Regions from separate parts of the Homo sapiens genome. Here region 2 is linked to region 1. A link is a loop called in an ENCODE intact Hi-C map of the cell type or tissue named here. Cell type or tissue: HCT116. All regions are shown on one strand. Each heading gives the region's core, and the rest is flanking DNA. Links, peaks and the distances in the headings are about the cores only.

The links. Hi-C counts contacts between places; a loop is a spot of excess contacts. Peaks named below come from ENCODE experiments on the same cell type or tissue, not always from the same donor. Only the 100,000 strongest peaks of a DNase experiment are listed, where the experiment ranks them.
Region 2: a loop joins it to region 1, with 4 times the contacts of the local background. A loop is called at or near these places in 21 of 110 quality-filtered maps.

Annotation. Positions count from the first base shown.
Region 1 is chr7:80,055,039-80,065,246 of GRCh38, forward strand. No RefSeq gene overlaps it. Among named protein-coding and RNA genes, the nearest start is that of GNAI1, 75 kb to the right of the region's middle. In HCT116, for the core only: a CTCF peak has its summit at 5,383 (motif pointing right); DNase peaks (open chromatin) are centred at 5,393 and 6,434.
Region 2 is chr7:80,283,606-80,293,813 of GRCh38, forward strand. No RefSeq gene overlaps it. Among named protein-coding and RNA genes, the nearest start is that of GNAI1, 150 kb to the left of the region's middle. RefSeq lists an enhancer at 1-367. In HCT116, for the core only: a CTCF peak has its summit at 5,334 (motif pointing left); no DNase peak of the experiment used is centred there; H3K4me3 peaks cover 518 bases; H3K27ac peaks cover 3,721 bases.

The DNA of each region.
Region 1 (10,208 bases), core at 1,426-9,425:
CTGCAAAAAATATGGATAAACAATTAAAACCATGTTCTTGAATGCACTGAGGAACTAACAAGAAAATTGGGGATAATCAGAGAGTGAGAACAAAGTTAAATTAGAAAATTAGAAACAGGTAAGCAACAAGCCATTTTCACCTTGACAATATCAACCAAACAAAGCAAGGTGAATTGAGCTTTAGTTTTCACTGACCTATAGGAGTGAAACAGAATACTGTGAAAGGTAGGAAATCTGGCAAAGTAACGAGGTGGGTCCAATAAACTATATATACACCTGCTTCCCCAGGGTAATGGCAAGGGAAGACACATATTACAAACGTATCTATAGAATATTCAAAGCATACTAAAATAAAATGTATTTTTGATTATACATACATACGTGGTAAAACTATGAAAACTATGAAAGCAGGCAAAAGAATGATAAACACTAAATTCTGATAACGTTTCCTCTGAGCAGAAAGAGAAGAGAATAGGTTACACGAAGACACATAGGGATTTTAAAGTATATGTTAAAAGAATTTTCATAAACTGGACAGTAAAATGTAGTTGTTCATGTTATTATTATTGTACATTTTAAATAAATGTTTGGTATTTTACAACATCTGATTTTAAAAATTAAAAATAAATATACATAGAAGGAAGCCCATAGATCATTGTAAAAATAATATGAAACCTAAATAGTTGAATGACCAACTCAAGGTCAAACAGCTTGTTAACAAAGTCCAGGATTAAACTAAGTTTTATTTAATAAGTATGCATAAAACTTTTGGCCAGGCATGGTGGCTCACACCTGTAATCCCAGCACTTTGGGAGGCCGAGATGGGTGGATCACCTGAGGTCAGGAGTTCAAGACCAGCCTGGCCAACATGACAAAACCCATCTCTACTAAAAATACAAAAATTAGCTAGGCATGGTGGTACGTGCCTGTAATCCCAGCTACTCGGGAGGCTGAGGTAGGAGAATCGCTTGAACCCAGGAGAGGGAGGTTGCAGTGCACTGAGATCATGCCACTGCACTCCAGCCTGGGCAACAGAGAGAGGCTCTTTTAAAGGCCATCTACAAAATGGTATAATTTTATCACTAGGAAAAATGGCTTAAAATAGCAATAATGTAATTGGCCATACTCTGCTAACCATGACAAGTTTTATATCAATTGAAATTCTTATTAAATGTCCTTAAAAATATAGCTACAACAATTTGCAAGAAGATTTATCCACTTGTGGCTCATTTGCCGCAAGTCCCCAATCCCAGGTTTACTTTTCCTATTCACAAAACATTCTTGAAAAGTTGCACCCTACTGCCTTGTGTTGTCAAGATGTGTAAGTAACTTTCAATATTAGAAAAATAGTACCAAAAATTCATAATGGAATATAATCTCTTCATATTTTCAAAAAAGAATAAATCCACATACATATAACAGGCATATGTGGACTTTTTGTGCAAAGAATCACAAGAGTTGGTAAATTTTTGTTATGTTTATTTTACCACAATTTTCAAAAGTGGTTTTAGTCAGCTATGGGAGCTTAAAGAAATAGATCATAAAGGAAAAGTCAGACAAAGTTGATTCTAGCATTGTTAAAAGGGCAGTTCTCAAAGGGCAGCTCCTGGACCAGCAGTATCAGCAACAACATCATTATCACTTGGGAAACTGTTAAAAATGCCAGTTTAGCAATTTATGTTTCAATGAACCCTCTAGGTGTTTCTGGTACTAGCTGTGAGAATCACTGATCTATTATATAGTCAGGCTGAGAGCTATCAACTTCAGGGCAGGGATTTGCAGCCCTAAGACATATTAGAATCACCTGGAGAAATTATAAAATGCTGATATCTGGGGCCTATCCCAAATTAACTTAATTAGAATCTCTGGAGGTGCAGCTGCTATGAAAAACAGTCTGAGGTCCTCAAAAAAAATAAAAAATAGAGCTACCATATTATTCAGCAATTCCACTTTTCAGTATGTATACAAAAGAATTGAATCAGGATCTTGAAGTGATTATCTGCACTTCTATTTTCATTGCAACATTATTCACAATCGCTAAAGCATGGAAGCAACCCAAGTAACTGTTCATTGACAGATGAATAGACTTTAAAAATTTACACACACACACACACACACACACACTGGTATACTATTCAAGCTTTAAAAAAAAGGATATACTGGGCCGGGCGCGGTGGCGCATGCCTGTAATCCAAGCACTTTGGGAGGTCGAGGCGGGCGGATCACTAGGTCAGGAGATCGAGACCATCCTGGCTAAAACGGTGAAACCCCGTCTCTACTATAAACAGAAATATTAGCCGGGTGTGGTGGCAGGCGCCTGTAGTCCCAGCTACTCGGGAGGCTGAGGCAGGAGAATGGCGTGAACCCGGGAGGCGGAGCTTGCAGTGAGCGGAGATCATGCCACTGCACTCCAACCTGGGCAACAGAGCGAAACTCCATCACAAAAAAAAAAAAAAAAAAAAAAAATATTCTGCCGTATATGACAATGATGCAAACATACATGAACAGGTTGACATTATGCTAAGTTAAATAACCCAGTCACAAGAGGACAAATACTGTGTGCTTCTAAAATAGACTCATAGAATAGAGAGCCGAATGGTGGTTGCCAGGGGCTTGGGGCTGGGTAAATAGAGAGTTGTTCAATAGTTACAAAGTTTCAGTTATGCAAGATGAGTAAGTTCTAGAGATCTGCTATACAATACTGTACCTATAGTTAACACTGTATTATGCACTTAGAAAAATGTAAGAGGGTAGATCTCATGTTGAGTATTCGTAACCACCAAAAGGGGGTGGGGGAGACAAGACATGTTTATTGCCCTGACTGTTTTTGTGATGCTGGTTTCACAGGTGCATGCATATGTCCAAACTTATCAAATTGTATACAGTAAATATGTGCAGTTTTTTGTACTTCAATTATACGTCAATTAAATAAAACAGCTCCCCAGGTGATTTTAACATGCAGCTTGAGTTGAGAAACATTGCTCTGATGGCCATAAGATGGTTTAGTTAAGGTCCTTAAAAACTCTTTAAGGCATCTGGGCATGCCTTAGATGTGTAGAGTGATGCAGTGTAAGCGAGTGATATGTATAGTTTAACTCCATCACCAAAATTACCGTTACTAGGAGATGTGGCTGGATGTTCTCTTGTTTTGTTTTTGTTTTTGTTTTTTTGAGACGGAGTTTCACATTTGTTGCCCAGGCTGGAGTGCAATGCGCGATATCGGCTCATCACAAACTCCGCCTCCCGGGTTCAAGCGATTCTGCTGCCTCAGCCTCCCGAGTAGCTGGGATTACAGGCATGCGCCTCCACGCCCGGCTAATTTTGTATTTTTAGTAGAGATGGGGTTTCTCCATGTTGGTCAGGCTGGTCTCCAACTCCCAACCTCAGGTGATCTGCCCGCCTCGGCCTCCCAAAGTGCTGGAATTACAGGCGTGAGCCACCGCTCCTGTCCGGCTGGATGTTTTAAATGTTAAATTAATCAGAGTCCATATTCCTTAAGGAAACTACTGATTATCATTTGATTTTTTCATGTACCATGTCTAGAGTTTAGAAAACACTTTGATCATGTTACATGGAAGCAAATCTGGTCCTTTTCAAAAAAAAATTCACTTCAGATTAATAAATTGGCTTTTGAATTTTTTTTTATCAATCACATTAACTTAATTAATATAAATGTGGCCAGAGATGGGGCCTAAAAGGCCTTGATTCTCTAGTGATAGCATTCCTATATGATCCTATATGTTTAATATTTTGTTCTCTACACCTACCACGTTGTGTTTCATGGTTATCAAGAAACAAAATGGTTTCAAATCACACAGACAATTCTTTTAATTTGTGCTTCATAAATGGTGATTGTTACTATTTTCATCATTTCCTTTCAGCAAAAAGTAACTTTCATGGTAGATCTTCTCCCCAGTTCAAGTGCTTTTAATTCAGTATTATAAATCTCCAGGACTCACCCTGTAGCACTATGCCCAGACTTGGATTTCACAGGCAATGCCCCTCACTCTAAGCCTTTCCATCTGCTTTTCTCCCGCTCACTTGGCTTCCAACATTCTTATTTTATTTCCCACCTTTCACCTATGAGAGCAGTGAACTGATTATGAATACCTACATCTATTGATTAATCAAAAGACAGATGAGGTTGTTATATAGCTTTCCTCATTTTAAATACAGTATGCATTTTAAATATATTAAGTACATTTTAAAAGTTTCCTTTTAAACTCAATTATCTTTCCTTTTCAGTTTAATTTTAAAAAGTAAAAACCCATAGGAAACTTTTGACAAGAAACACTTCCAAGGCAGGTTGATGTCAGCATCATCTCCAGATGATTCTAATGTGTCACTAGGGTGGCAAACTCCTATTCTAGAGTCCATAGTTCATTACCCTGGCTATACATTAGAATTACCTTGGATACCTTTAACTATACTTCTTGAATCCCACTCTTAAAGATCCTGATTTAAGCTCTGGAGGTGATTTGAATGTGCAGCTAGGATTGACACTTGCTGCTCCAAACCAATGATTCTCATAGTCTCCATCAGAAACACAAGGTGAGCTCATTAAAACCGAAGGCACTGCGGGAAAAGACAGCGGGTTGTAGACTTCATGTCTACCAATCAACAGAAATAGAAACTGGATGTTACTTGTTTTATGCCCTATAGTTTCTGATTCTAGTCCCTGATATGTAATAAAACAATACAGTATGCAGTAGTCCCATATATTGGGACATCTGCAAAATGGAGACAGAACTTGTAAAATATGTCAAAAAAATTTTTGGTTTTCAGCAAAACACCATACAAGTCTGTAAACTTGCTGAGTATTATCTGATCTGATTCTATGGAAGGTATTTTGCAATTGTAAATTGTAGACAGCTGATAGCAATGCAAAATGATTGTCTGTAGACATGCAAATTCTGTCTGTCTGGGACAAGTTCTATTGACTTTCCTTCTCCACTACAAAAGAGGCTAGCTTTGCCTCCATTTGCACATTCAGAGCTGTTTTACACCTTTTCTAAAATTATTTTTAACGAATTTAGATTTTTTTAATAGTGCAAATAATAATGGACTGGCAATAGACATTTTTTCAAAGGATCTTTTGAGCTCAAAGGAACAAAAATTTCAAAGGAATTTTTAATTGTACCAGTTTGATAGTGTTTAATAAAAAATAATATTTAATATATTATGTGCCTATCCAGGGACAATGCAAAAATTATAAAGTAAATTTTCCCAGAATAATTTCATCCTAAATATAAATGTAGCAAAGATCTCCTGGTATAGTGTATTATTACTTACAAGGACTCAAATTACATATTACATATTACTTACAAGGACTCAAAAAAAATTTTGAGACTAAATATCAGGATGAACCACTAGGTGGCAAAGTAACATTTGTTTTGTCACATTTTTAAACAGACTTGAAACCTTCCTTCAATGTTATTTGTAATTGAAATATGATGTTCATGGGATTCTGATTCAGTAAGATTTTCTAAATATTCTCTTATTCAAATGAAACTTAGTAGTTTTCTCAGGGAAAAGCAATGTTCATAATACATTCTTTAAAGGAACAAAGAACAAAAAGTTGTGTTGGATTGAAACATCTATTCTGAAATCAAAGCTAAACTTGAATTTAACAGTTTTATATCTGATGTAACAAAATCCTCAAGTATGAATGGACCTTACATATCACCTGTACTAAAAGTTCACCTTTACGCTGAAATGAACTTTAAGATTGTCCTGATCATTAATTCTTTGTGCTCCTATTAAACATTTTCATTTAGAGAAAATATGCTCTCTCACAAGACATATGTATTGTTCTTTCTTTAATTAACATTATACCTTGGGGTCTTCCTTTTTAAAAAAAATTATTTATTTTATTTCAGTTCTGGAAAATGCTTTGTTTTCTATGGCACACATCCTATTTAACACAATGTCAGTCCAAATTTACCCTTTTTTTTTTTTTTTTTTTGAGATGGAGTCTCACTCTGTCACCCAGGCTAGAGTGCACTGGTGCAACCTCGGCTCATTTTAACCTCCACTTCCCGGGTTCAAATGATTCTCCTGCCTCAGCCTCCCAAGTAAACTAAAGGCATGTGCTACCACATTCAGCTAATTTTTGTATTTATAGCAGAGACGGGGTTTCACCATGTTGGCCAGGCTGGTCTCGAACTCCTGACCTCAAGTGATCTGCCCGTCTTGGCCTCCCAAAGTGCTGGGATTAGAGGCACGAGCCACCACTCCTGGCCCAAATTTATCATTCTTAATGGCGGAGCTCTAGCAGTATTTCTATTAAACACAGAAACAAAAATAGGATGTCCCCTACGTTCACTATCTATGTCTTAGTAGTTAGTAACCATAAACTTCAAAGCTTAAAACAACACATATTTATTATTGTAGTTTCTTTAGGTTAGAAGTCCAGTGTGGCTATACTGGGTCCTCTGCTTAGGGTCTCACAAGTTTGCAATCAAAGTGTTAGCCAGGGCTTCAGTCTCATCAGAGGCTGGACTGGGGAAGGATTTGTTTTTGTTGGCAGAATTCCATTTCTTGCAGCCATATAGGACTGAAGGCTTCACCTCTGCTCCTAGAGGCCAAATTCAGTTTCTTTCATGTGAGTCTACCAACATAGGCAGCTTAGTTTTTCAAAGCCAGTAAGGAAAGAGAGAAGCAGGCAAAAAATTCTAGTAAGCCAAGGCATTGCAATCTCACATACTTAATCATATACATCTCATCACCTTTGCTGTATTCTATTGATTATAAACAAGTTATAGGTCAGACCCACACTCAAGGGAATGGGACTACACAAAGACAGAAAGTTCAGAAAATGGGTATCATGAGGAAGCATTCTAGGGTGTGTCTACCACACCACTATCACCCTTTTTGTCTAATATTATACTTAAGGTACTAATGGTATTAGTCCTTTTTCATGATGTTGATAAAAACATACCCAAGACTGGACAATTTACAAAAGAAAGAGGTTTAATGGACTTTCAGTTCCACATGGCTGGGGAGGCCTCACAATCATGGCAGAAGGCAAGGAGGAGCAAGTCACATCTTATGCGGATGGCAGGAGGCAAAGACAGAGAACTTGTGCAGGAAAACTCCCATTTTTTAAATAACCAGATCTTGTGAGACTTATTCACTATCATGAGACCAGCACTGTGAAGACCCATCCCCATGTTTCATGTGGGAATTATGAGAGCTACGAGATGAGATTTGGGTGGGGACACAGACCCAAACCACATCACTAACTTACAAGAAAGCAAAGAATAAGGCAATATAAATAAAACAAAATATAAGAACAATAACACTAAGTGTAAATGAATTTAACTCCCTAAAGACCAAATTCATGGGTTGGATGATTTTTCTAATCCAACTACATGGCTTTCTATTTTATTTTATCTTTAATAAAGTGACACAGGAAAGTTTCAATGTAGATGAATAGGAAAATTATTTCAGAAAAAGATGGAACAAAAAGACAATATAAAAATAAAAATACGGGCCAGGCATGGTGGCTCACGCTTGTAATCCCAGCACTTTGGGAGGCTGTGGCAGGCAGATCACCTGAGGTCAAGAGTTTGAGACCAGCCTAGTCAACATGGTGAAACTCCATCTCTACTAAAAATACAAAAAATTAACCGGGCATGGTGGCAATCGCCTGTAATCCCAGCTACTCAGGAGACTGAGTCAGGACAATCACTTGAACCTAGGAGGCGGAGGTTGCAGTGAGCTGAGCTCGCACCATTGCACTCCAGCCTAGGCAACAGAGTAAGACTCTGTCTCAAAAAAAAATACATAAAAATAAAAATACAATTCTTAATATACATATCAACATGCTAAAGGACAAAGTAGGCTACATTGTATTTATAAATAAATAGCATAATATTCTTTTTCTTTCTTTTTTTTTTTTTTTTTGAGATGGGGTCTGTCTCTGTCCCCCAGGTTGGAGTGCAGTGGCGCTACCTCGGCTCACTGCAGGCTCTGCCCCGGGTTCACGCCATTCTCCTGCCTCAGCCTCCTGAGTATCTGGGATTACAGGCGCCCGCCACTGCGGGGTTTCACTGTGTTAGCCAGGATGGTCTCGATCTCCTGACCTCGTGATCCACCCGCCTCGGCATCCCAAAGTGCTGGGATTACAGGTATGAGCTATCGCGCCTGGCCGATAGTATAATTTTCAAAAAAGAAATCACACTCATAAACCTTTCCATTGTTAAAATTTTAGATCAAAATATTTCTAACAAGGAAAGGCAGGACTTCTGGTAATGACAGCATGAAGAGGTCAGGTGATCTCTTCCACAGAGAATAATTACAAGCACCAGACAAAACTATTAAAAGCAACTCTTTGGAGGCACTGAAAATGACCAGAGATAGGCAAACTCTTGAAAAGAATGTACTCATGGAAGGATACTATTTCCTTGGATAAGAACTCTGAGTTTGTAATTTTCTTTCTAGAACATTCCTCAAACCCACCCTTTCCTTCAAGTCAGGAAGTAGAAATCAGCAGCCTGAACAGCTCAAGATGGCAGGTGATGGAATTCAGAGAAACAGAGCAACTAGAAATTTAACAGAGAAATTTTGAAAGTGAGATTGCCACAAAATCTGTCTATAAACTCTATCCAAGTCTCTGGCTGACCACTAAACTACGTGTGCAGAGGGAATATCCCATAAGCCTGATGAAAATGTAGGCAGAAACTAGAGAAACATAATTGCTCCTGGTGGGATTTGAGGGCTTGCTGCACCTCTGACCCACTGCCTTCCCCAACCCGTACACAGCTTAGAAAGCAGAAAGCAGAAACCTTTCGTTTGAGGTGTGAAAGAGCAGAAATTGGAACGGTAGAGCAACTAGTCATTAAAGGGGGAGGGAGATAGATTTTACTGTTCACAACAAAAAAGCGAAAGTTCTCACAATAACAAGAGATTCCAGAATCACTGCAAAGTCTTATCTTAAAGGTCAATTTATTAAGGCAAAAATGATTAGACGTGCAAACACACAGGAAAAAGATAACCCATTCTTAGGAAAAAAAATAGCAGTTTCTGAAAGGTTCCAGATGTCGGATTTGGCAAAGACTTCAAAGAAGCTATTATAAATATATTCAAATAATTAAATGAAAATGTCATTTAATTTACTGAATAAACTAATAAGGAATTTTAACAGAGAAATAGAAGATATATGTAAGAAAAAATACAATAACTGAAATGAGAAATTAGATGTGAACAACAACAGATCTGATAACAGCAGAAGAAAGAATCTGTAAATTTGAAGATAACTCATTGAAATATCCATTTTGAAGAACTAAGAGAAAAAAGACTGAATCAAAGTAAACAAAGTATCAAAGATCTGTGGGGTGATATCAAACAGTCCAACATTTATGGAATTTGAATCCTAGAAACAGAGGAGAAAGAGTAAAATATAAAAAACTTTTTGAATACAAAATAACTGTAAACACCTTAAATTCTGTGGAAAGCTTGTATTTCCAAAAACCTCAACAAACCAAAATTAGGATAGATGCAAAGAAATCCACACCTAAACACATAGGTGAAAGCCAAAGCTAAAGAAAACTTCTGAAAATAACAAGTGCTTTTAACAACATTATTTATCATAGTGAAAAACTAGAAGCAATCTACATGCTCATCATCGGTGACTGGATAAATAAATTATGACATATTTATATAGTAGAACATGATTCAAAAACCAAAAAGGAATAAATTGCTGGGAGCAGTGACTCAGGCCTGTAATCCCAGCACTTTGGGAGGCCGAGGCAGGCAGATCACCTGAGGTCAGGAGTTCGAGACCAGCCTGACCAACATGGTGAAACCACGTCTGTACTAAAAATACAAAATTAGCTGGGCATGGTGGTGCATGCCTGTAATCCCAGCTACTAGGGAGGCTGAGGCAGAGAATCGCTTGAACCTGGGAGGAGGAGGTCTTGGTAAGCCAAGATCGTGACACCGCACTCCAGCCTGGGCAACAAGAGCAAAACTCCATCTCAATAAAAAAAAAAAAGGGAATAAATTACTAGCACCATAACTTGGATGAAATCTCAAGAATACTACACAAACTAAAAGAAAGTACACATGGATGATTGTATACTGAGCGATCACCTTTATAAAATATTCTAGAAAAGGAAAACTACCCAAAAAGCAAATCAGTGATTGACTGCAAATTGGGATGGAGGAAAGGGTTCACTACAAAAAAATAGGAGAGAAATTTGGGA
Region 2 (10,208 bases), core at 1,252-9,251, 230 kb after region 1:
GACCTGGATTTTTATGAAAGTGTACAGCCATTTATGTTCAAAGAGATGATTCGGGATTGGAACTTTCGTTTAAAAGGGAAGCAGAGCATAAAAATTTGGAAAATTTGTAGCCTGACCATGCAGTAGAAAAGAAAAATCAATTTTCTATGGAGAAATTCAAGCTGGCTACAGAAATTTGCATAAGTAATGAGGAGCCAAATGTTAATAGCCAAGACAATGGGGAAAATGTCTCCAGGGCATGTCAGAGATCTTCGTAGCAGCCCCTCCCATTACAGACATGGAGGCCTAGGATGGAAAAATGGTTTCATGGGCGAGGCCCAGGGCCCTACTGCTCTGTGCTGCCTGGGGACATGGCACCCTGAGTCCCAGCAGCTCCAGCTCCAGCCATGGCTAAAAGGGGGCTAAGGTACAGTTCAGGCCATTGCTTTAGTGGGTGCAAGCGCCAAGCCTTGGCAACTTCCATGTGGTATTTGGCCTGCAGCTATGCAGAAGGCAATAATGGAGGTTTGGGAAACTCTGCCTAGATTTCAGAGGATGTATGGAAACACCTGTATGTCCAGGCAGATGTCTGCTGCAGGGGCAGAGCCCTTGTAGAGAACCTCTGCTAGGACAACGTGGAAGGTAAATGTGGGGTTGGAGCCCCCACACAGAGTCCCCACTGGAGCACTGCCTAGTGGACCTAAGAGAAGAGGGCCACTGTCCTACAGGCCCCAGAGTGGTAGATCCACCAACAGCTTACACCGTGGGCCTGGAAAAACTGCAGACACTTAACATCAGCCTGTGAAAGCAGCTAGGGGACTGTACCATGCAGCTCCACGGGGACAGAGTAATATACATATATATATATATATATATATATATATATATATATATATATATATATATACACACACACACATATAAAATAAGGAAATGTACAGCTATTTAGTAGTTAAGTTAATGTGATAGTTATAGAACCAAAATAATAGAATTAGTTATTGATATGTCAACTACACTGAAAAATTTTTGAACAAAATTATTACTTGAATTCTGAAGCTTCCTTGTATCTTAAACATTCTTGTGTAGAATACCCACACACCAATAACTGCATTTTTATAAAGAACTTTAAAGCTTCTTTTATTGTTGCTCCTCTCTTTTTATGTAGGAACAACTGTGTGTGTGTGTGTGTGTGTGCGTGTGTGCATTCTTTCATTATTTAGATAGTGAGGTTGAGTAAATTACCTTGATTAATTGGACTTAATGTCTACTAGAACATTTTTTCAGTTTATTTTCTTTGGCTAGAACACAGAATAAAAAGTAGAAAACAATAACCCTTGTACTTTAAGTAGAGCTTCACTACATTAAATAGTGTATTTGATGGCAAAACCAGGCTGTAAGCTGAAATTCAACTTCAAATTCTTTGCAAACTCATGTCACCCTGTTCTGTTCTATGTTAGGCAATTGACCCAGCAGTAGCCAGATAAAAGGGCTTAGCATATGAGTAATTTAGACCACATCTGTGAAACTCATATGTATACTCTGCATGCATCATAAGCTTTTCCCAAAGTAGAAAATGAAATAAACAGAGATAATTATTGCTGCTGAAAAATTCAGTGCTCTGCAAGACAGATTTTATTTTAACTAGTGCATATTACAGTACATTTATGGAACAAAAGACAAGCTTATGTTTTTAGATTTTGTTTTCACATTCTGTGTGCCATGAATATTTTCTGACCTATGCATAGTAAATGCAATAGGGTGTTTTTCCTGCCTCCCCTTACTTTTTCTCTCTAAAAGATTAACATTAAAGGAAAGCATCGGGGTTACTTTCATTTACTTATCAAACATGTGAACATTGATTTTAGTTATTTAACCTTTGCTGAAGAAATGTAGAGGCATATATGGAGGAAAAAGAATGTCAAACCAGTGCAGAATCCTTTTTTATACAATACTGATGAGAGTGTGGATAAACTGACATTTTAATACAGTCATGGCAGAAATGTAAATTTTTCAACCTTTTTAGATACTAATTTAGCAATATCTACCAAATTTCAACATGCACATAAAATTTGGCCCAGAAAATCCACCACTAGGAATTTATCTCATGGATGAATTTACACAAGTATTAAAAGATACAAGGATATTTACTGCAGTATTGTTGGTTTTAACAAAACAATGAAAAGAAATGTTCATTTGTAGGAGAATGGTTAAGTAAACTACTTTTTGTAAAAGCCAGCTAATGAAATAGATATTTATGTGGTGACCATGATGAAAATAAAGTATGCATATGTACTCATATGTATGTGCTTGTATGTTCACAGAAACTTTCTTGAAGGGTGCATATGGAAGAGTTAGCAGTAGATATAACGGGAAAGAAAAGAATTGAAATTTTCTTGAAGGGTACATATGGAAGAGTTAGCAGTAGATATAATTGGAGAGAAAGGAATTGAATTTTTCTTGAAGGTACATATGGAAGATTTAGCAGTAAATACAATTGGAGAGAAAGGAATTGGTTAGGTGAAGCCTTTTAATTTTCTCTGTATTAATTCTTTTCATTTTTGTTTTTCCATAAGCATATACTATTTGAAGAATCATAATACAATATTTATTAAAATTGTTTTAAAACATAAGATTGATACTTTTTTGAAATGCTTAATATGGTTTGGATCTGTGTCCCCACCCAAATTTTATGTTCAGTTGTAGTTCCCAGTGTTGGAGGTGGGGCCTTGTGGGAGGTCATTGAATCATGGGGGTGGATTTCCTCTTTTGGTGCTGTTCTCATGATAGAGTTCTCATGATATCTGGTTGTTTAAAAGTGTTTGGTACTCCCCCCTTACTCTCTTCCTCCTGCTTCGGTCGTGTAAGATGCACCTTCTTTTCCTTCACTTTCTGCCATTATGGTAAGTTTCTTGAGGCATCCCCAAGCAGGTGCCAGCGTCATGCTTTCTATGCAGCCTGTAGAACTATGAGCCAATTAAATCTCTTTTCTTTATAAATTACCCAGTTTTAGGTATTTATTTATAACAGTGCAAGAATGAGCTAATACACGCTCAAAAGCAAAAGTCCTTCAGATATCAAGATTCTAGATTTTCCCAGCTTAAAATTTTATAATTACAATAAACATCATGGAATATATTTTGAACCAAGATAAAAGAATAGAAAAAGGACTCTAATACTAGCAACTTGATCATTGGGAAAAATCAAGAGTAATGGTAGTAGGAACTTGACCAGTCAGCAATAAAAATTGATTCGAGGATTATTTTTAATTATATTTATCTTATTAACTATGATACTTAGGATTAATATTAGAATTATATGAACTTTCTCTTTTCTTATTGGTAGTGAGAAAACATAAATTGCAGCCATGTTTCTTGCATGTAACAAATGTTCATTAAATATTTGTTAACAATTTAATAAGCCTATATAAAGACATTCAATCATTAAATCAAACTGTAATATCTGACCTATGATTTTATACTAGTAAAAGTTAGGGGAGAGAGGAGATGGAGCAAGATGGCTGAATAGAAGCCTCCACTGATCTCTACACAAAAATCACCCTCAAAAGGACCAAAAGTCATGACACTAATCACAGTACCTGGTTTTAACTTCATATCACTGAAAGAGGCACAGAAGAGGGTAGGAATGACAGCCTTGAATTGATAATGCCTTCCCCTGGCAGTGGCTGCATGGCATGAAGGGAGAATCTGTGCATTTCACGGGTGGAGAGAACAGTGATTGTAGGACTTTGCATTGGAACTTAGTGCTGTCCTGTCACAGTGGAAAGCAACAGGATAAGAATTCAGCTGGTGCCACAGAGGGAGCATTTAGACCAACTCTAGCCAGAGGGAAATCATCCATGCCAGCAGACAGAAATTGAGTTCCAGCAAGCCTTGCCACTGTGGGCTAAAGTGCTCTTACATCCTAAATAAACTTGAAAGGCAGTATAAGCCACAAGGACTGCAATTCCTGGGCAAGTCCTAGCATTGTGCTGGGCTTGGGGCCAGTGGACTTGGGGCAGGGGGGCACATGACCTGGAGAGACACCAGCTAGGGCAGCCAAGGAAGTGGTTGGGCCACCCTTCTGCCAACCCCAGGCAGCCCAGCTTGCAGCTCCAGCAGAGACGCCTTCCTTCCACTTAAAGGGAGGAGAAGAAAGAATGAAGAGGACTTTATATTTCAACTTGGATATCAGCTCAGCCACATAGGATAGGGCACCAGGCAGAGTCCTGGAGCTCCCGTTCCAGGCCCTAGATCCCAGTTGACCTTTCTATACACACCCTGAGCCAGAATGGAACCCACTGCCTTGAAGTGAAGGACCCAGTTCTGGCAGGATTCATCACCTGCTGATTAAGAGCCCTTGGGCCCTGAATAATCAGCAGCAGTACCCAGGCAGTACATGCCATGGGACTTGGGTAACACTCAGAAATGTGCTGGCTTCAGGTGTGACCCAGCACATTCTCAGCTTGGTGGCTACAGAGAGGGAGGAACTCCTTCTGCTTGAGGAAAGGAGAGAGAAGAGTAAGGGGATGATGTCTTGCAACTTGAGCACCAGCTTGGCTACAGTGGGGTAGAGTATCATGTGGGATCTTGAGGTCCCTAATTCCAGGCCTTGGCACTTGGACAGCATTTTTGAAACTGCTCTCGGCCAGAGAGGAGCCCACTCCCTTAAAGGGAAAGTCCCAGGCCTGGGAGCATTCACCACAAGCTGAATGAAGAGCCCTTGGTCCTTGAGTGAACATTGGCAGCCTGGCAGTACTCATTGTGGACATCAGGCAGTGGTAGCCATGGGGAGAGACTGCTCTGCTTGTGGAAAGGGGAAGGAAGAGTGGGAAGGACTTTGTCTTGTGGTTTGAGTGCCAGCTCAGCTGCAGTAGAATAGAGCACCAGATAGGTTCCTCAGGTTTCTGACTATAGGCCCTGGCTCCCAAATAGCATCTTTAGACCACCTGAGACTGTGGAAAACTCACTGCTCTGAAGGAGATGACACATAACTGGCTGAGTCTACCCCCTGCTGATTGTAGAGCCCTGTGGCCTTGAGTAAACATAGGCAGTAGCCAGGCATTGGTTACAGTGGGCCTTAGGTGAGACCCCGTTCTGTTCTGGCCTCAGGTCTGACGCAGCACATTCCCAGAGGTGGTGGTCACAGGGGTGCTTGTGTCATCCCTCCTCCAGCTCCAAGCAGCCCAGCACACACAGAGAGAAATTCTGTGTACTTTGGAGAAAGTAAGGAAAGATACAATAACAAATCTGTCTGGTTATCCAGAGAATTCTTCTGGATTTTTACACAAGACCACCAAGGTGGTACCTCTATGAGTCTGCAAGGGCCACAGCATTACTGGGCTTGGGGTGCCCCCTAATGCAGATATGGCTACAGTGACCAAAAACTTAGATCACAACACCCAAGTCCCTTCAAATACCTGGAAAGCCTTACCAAGAAGAATGGGTACAAACAAGCCCAGACTGCAAAGTCTACAATAAATACCGAACCCTTCAATTCCCAGAAAACTGATGAACATCCACAAGCATCAAGACCTTCCAGGAAAACATGACTTCACCAAATGAACTAAAAAAGGCACCAGGGACAAATCACTTTCAGACAGAAAATTCAAAATAGGAAACTCAATGAAATTAAAGATAACACACAGCAGGAATTCAGAATCCTATCAGATAAATTTAAAAAATAGATTGAAATAATTAAAAAGAATCAAATAGAAATTCTGGAGTTGAAAACTGCAATGAACATACTAAATGCATGAGAATTCTTTTAATATCAGAATTGATCAAGGAGAAGAAAGAATTAGCTGAAAAATAGCTATTTGAAAATACACAGAGGAGACAAAAAAAGAATAAAAAAAAAATGAAGCATGCCTAACAAGGTCTAGAAAATAGCCTCAAAGGGGCAAATCTAATAGTTATTGGCCTTAAAGAGGAGGTAGAGAGAAGGATGGGGTAGAAAGTTTATTCAAAGGGACAATAACAGAGGACTTCCCATACCTAGAGAAAGATAGTAATATCTGAATATAAGAAAGTTATGGAACACCAAGCAAACTTAACCTGAAGAAGACTACCTCAAGGCATTTAATAATCAAACTCCTAAAGGTCAAGAATAAAGAAAGGATTCTAAAAGCAGCAAGAGAAAAAAATATATATGTAAATATATAATGGACTTCCCATATGCCTGACAGCAGACTTCTCAGTGGGAACCTTACAGGCCAGGAGAGAGTAGTATAACATATTTAAAGAACTGAAAGAAAAGACCTTTTATCCTAGAATAGTATATCCAGTGAAAATAACCTCCAAACATGAAGGAGAAATAAAGGCATTCCCAGACAAAAAAAAAGCTGAGAGATTTCATCAACACTACACACCTGTCCTACAAGAAATGCTAAAGGGAGTTCTTCAATCTGAAAGAAGAAAATGTTAATGAGCAAGAAGAAATCATCTGAAGGTACAAAATTCACTGGTAATAATAAATACATGAATATCATAACACTGTAACTGTGGTGTGTAAACTACTCATATCTTGAGTAGAAAGATTAAAAGATAAATTGATCAAAAAGAATAACTACAACAACTTTTCAAGACATAGGCAGTAGAATAAGACATAAAGAGAAATAAAACACATAAGTAGAATTAAAAAGCAGTTAGATGACATCAAAGTGTAGAGTTTTTTGTTTTTCTCTTTTCTTCTTAGTGAGTTCGGTTTTTATGCAATTACTGTTCAGTTGTCATCAATTTAAAATAAAGGGTTATAGATATTATTTGCAAGCTTCATGGTAATTTTGAATAAAAGAAATCTTTTAACAGATACACAAAAAATAAAAAGCAAGAAATTAAAACAGACCACCAGAGAAAATCACCTTCACTAAAATGAAGACCAGAACAAAGGAAAAAAGGAAGAGAAAACCAGAAAAAAACAACCAGAAAACAAATAACAAAATGGCAGAAGTTAGTCCTTACTTATCAATAATAACATTGAATGTAAGTGGGCTAAACTCTCCAATCAAAAGACACAAAATGGTTGAATGGATAAAAAGCAAGACTCAATGATCTGTTGCCCACAAGAAACACACATTGCCTATAAAGAAACACATGGAATGAAAATAAAGGGATGAAAAAAAGATATTCCATGCCAATGGAAAGCAAAAAATAGCAGGAGTGGAAATCAGACAAAATAGATTTTAAGACAAAAACTATAAAAAAAGACAAAGAAGGTCATTAAATAAAGGTCCATTCAACAAGAATATAACAATTTTAAGTATACATGCACCCAACACTGGAGCACCCAGATATAGAAAGCAAATATTAGTGCGACAGAGAGAGATAGGCTGCAATACAAAAATTACTGGAGACTTCAACACCCTACTTTCAGCATTGAACAGATCATCCAAATAGAAAATCAACAAAGAAACATCAGACTTAATTTTCACTACAGAACAAATGGACCTAATAGATATTTACAAGAGAGATTAGCACATAATTGGGGTTTTATTCCTGATACAAATAAGAAAGGCAAATCTAGTGAAGAAATTTGGACCTCTCACTGCTTATAAGGAATTGAATCATGAGAAATTGTGCTTAATTTTGTCTTCAAAATGATGGGTTTATAATTTAAATGATTATGTTAGTTTTCAGTCATAAGTCAGGATTGAGTGAGTTTGGGATTCAGAAGCTTTTCCTGGGGCCTAACTCCTGCTGGTTAGGTTCATCTATAATGAACCAAGTGGGCTACCTCAGGAGTAGATGATGGTTAAAATGTTTTCTTTTTATGCATATTGCCTACTATATTTGTCAGTTTAAAAGATTGGTGTTGGGACACCTGGATTTGTGCCCTTCAAATTATACAAACAATCAAAAAGCCAAGATAAATAACAAACAAACTCAGTTTTTCTCACACTTCTTATTTATGTGAAGTGAAGAGATGTGGAATAATGCCCTTTTCACCTGTGGCAGGTGGGTGTTTTTCTTTGTTTGTTTGTTTTTAATTAGGATCTTGCTGTCATTCAGGCTGGAGTGTGGTTGTATTAGTCTATTTTTACACTGCTAATAAAGACATATCTGAGACTGAGCAATTTACAGAAGAAAGAGGTTTATTGGACTTACAAAATTCCACATGGCTGGGGAGGCCTCACAATCATGGTGGAAGGCAAGAGGGAGCAAGTCACATCTTACATGGTGGCAGCAGGCAAAGAGAAAGCTTATGCTGGGAAACTCGTATTTTTAAAACCATCAGATCTCATGAGACTCATTCACTATCGTGAGAACAGTGTAGGAAAGACCCACTCCCATAATTCAATCACCTCCCACCAGGTTCCTCCCACGACACATGGGAATTGTGGGAGTTACGATTCCAGATGAGATTTGGGTGGGGACACAGCCAAACTATATCATTCTGCCCCTGGCCCCTCCCAAATCTCATGTCCTCACATTTCAAAACCAGTCATGTCTTCCCAACAGTTCCCCAAAGTCTTAACTCATTTCAGCATTAACTCAAAAGTCCACAGACCAACATCTCATCTGAGACAAGGCAAGTCCATTCCACTTATGAGTCTGTAAAATTAAAAGCAAGTTAGTTACTTACTAGATACAGCAGAGTTATCGGCATTGGGTAAATACAGCCATTCCAAATGGGAGAAATTGGCAAAAACAAAGGGGCTACAGGCCCCATGCAAGTCTGAAATCCAGTGAGGTAGTCAAATCTTAAAGCATCAAAATCATCTCCTTTGACTCCATGTCTCACATCCAGGTCATGCTGATGCAAGAGGTAGGTTCCCATGGTCTTGGGCAGCTCTGCCCCTGTGGCTTTGCAGGGTACAGCATCCCTCCTGGCTGCTTTCATGGGCTGGTGTTAAGTGTCTGCAGCTTTTCCAGGTGCATGGTGCAAGCTTTAGTGGACCTACCATTCTGGGGTCTGAAGGATGGTGGCCCTCTTCTCACAGCTCTACTTGGTAGCGCCCTAGTAGGGACTGTGTCTGAGGGCCCTAACTCCACATTTTCCTTCCACACTGCCCTAGCAGAGGTTCTTCATGAGTTTGCTGCCCCAAAGCAAACTTCTGCACGGACATCTGGGCCTTTCCATACATCCTCTGAAATCTAGGCAGAGGTTCCCAAACCCCAATTCTTGACTTCTGGGCACTGGCAGACTCAACACCATGTGGAAGCTGCCAAGACTTGGGGTTTGCACCCTCTGAAGCCACAGCCCAAGCTCTACATTGGCCCCTTTCAGCCATGGCTGGAGTGGCTGGGACAAAGGGCACCAAGAACCTAGGCTGCACACAGCATGGGGACCCTGGGCCCGACCCATAAAACCACTTCTTCCTCCTAGGCCTCCAGGCTTGTGATGAGAGGGGCTGCCGTGAAGACCACTGACATGCTCTGGAGACATTTTCCCCATTGTCTTGGGGATTAACTTTTGTCTCCCCCTTACTTATGCAAATTTCTGCTTGACTTTCTCCTCAGAAAATGGGATTTTCTTTTCTATCACATTGTCAGGCTGCAAATTTTCCAAACTTTTGTGCTCTGCTTCCCTTATAAAACTAAATGCCTTTAACAGCACCCAAGGCACCTCTCACATCCAGGTCATGTCTCTCAAATGCTTTGAGAGGTCAGCATCCTCTCAAATGCTTTGCTCCTTAGAAATTTCTTCTGCCAGAAACCCTAAATCATCTCTCTCAACCTCAAAGTTCCACAAGTCTCTAGAGCAGGGGCAAAATGCTGCCAGTCTCTTTGCTAAAACATAAGAAGATTCATCTTTGCTCCAGTTCCCAACAAGTTCCTCATTTCCATCTGAGGCCACCTCAGTCTGGACTTTATTGTCCGTATTGCTATCAGCATTTTGGGCAAAGCCATTCAACAAGTCTCTAGGAAGTTCCAAACTTTCCCACACTTTTCTGTCTTCTTCTGAGCCCTCCAAACTGTTCCAATCCCTGCCTGTTACCCAGGTCCAAAGTCACTGCCACATTTTCTGGTATCTACAGCAGTGACCCACTCTACTGGTACCAATTTACTGTATGAGTCAATTTTCATGCTGCTGATAAAGACATACCTGAGACTGGGCAATTTACAAAAGAAAGAGGTTTATTGGACTTACAGTTCCACATGTCTGGGGAGGCCTCACAATCATGGTGGAAGACAAGTGGGAGCGAGTCACATCTTACATGATGGCAGCAGGCAAAGAGAGAGCTTGTTCAGGGAAACTCTCATTTTTAAAACCATCAGATCTCTTGAGAC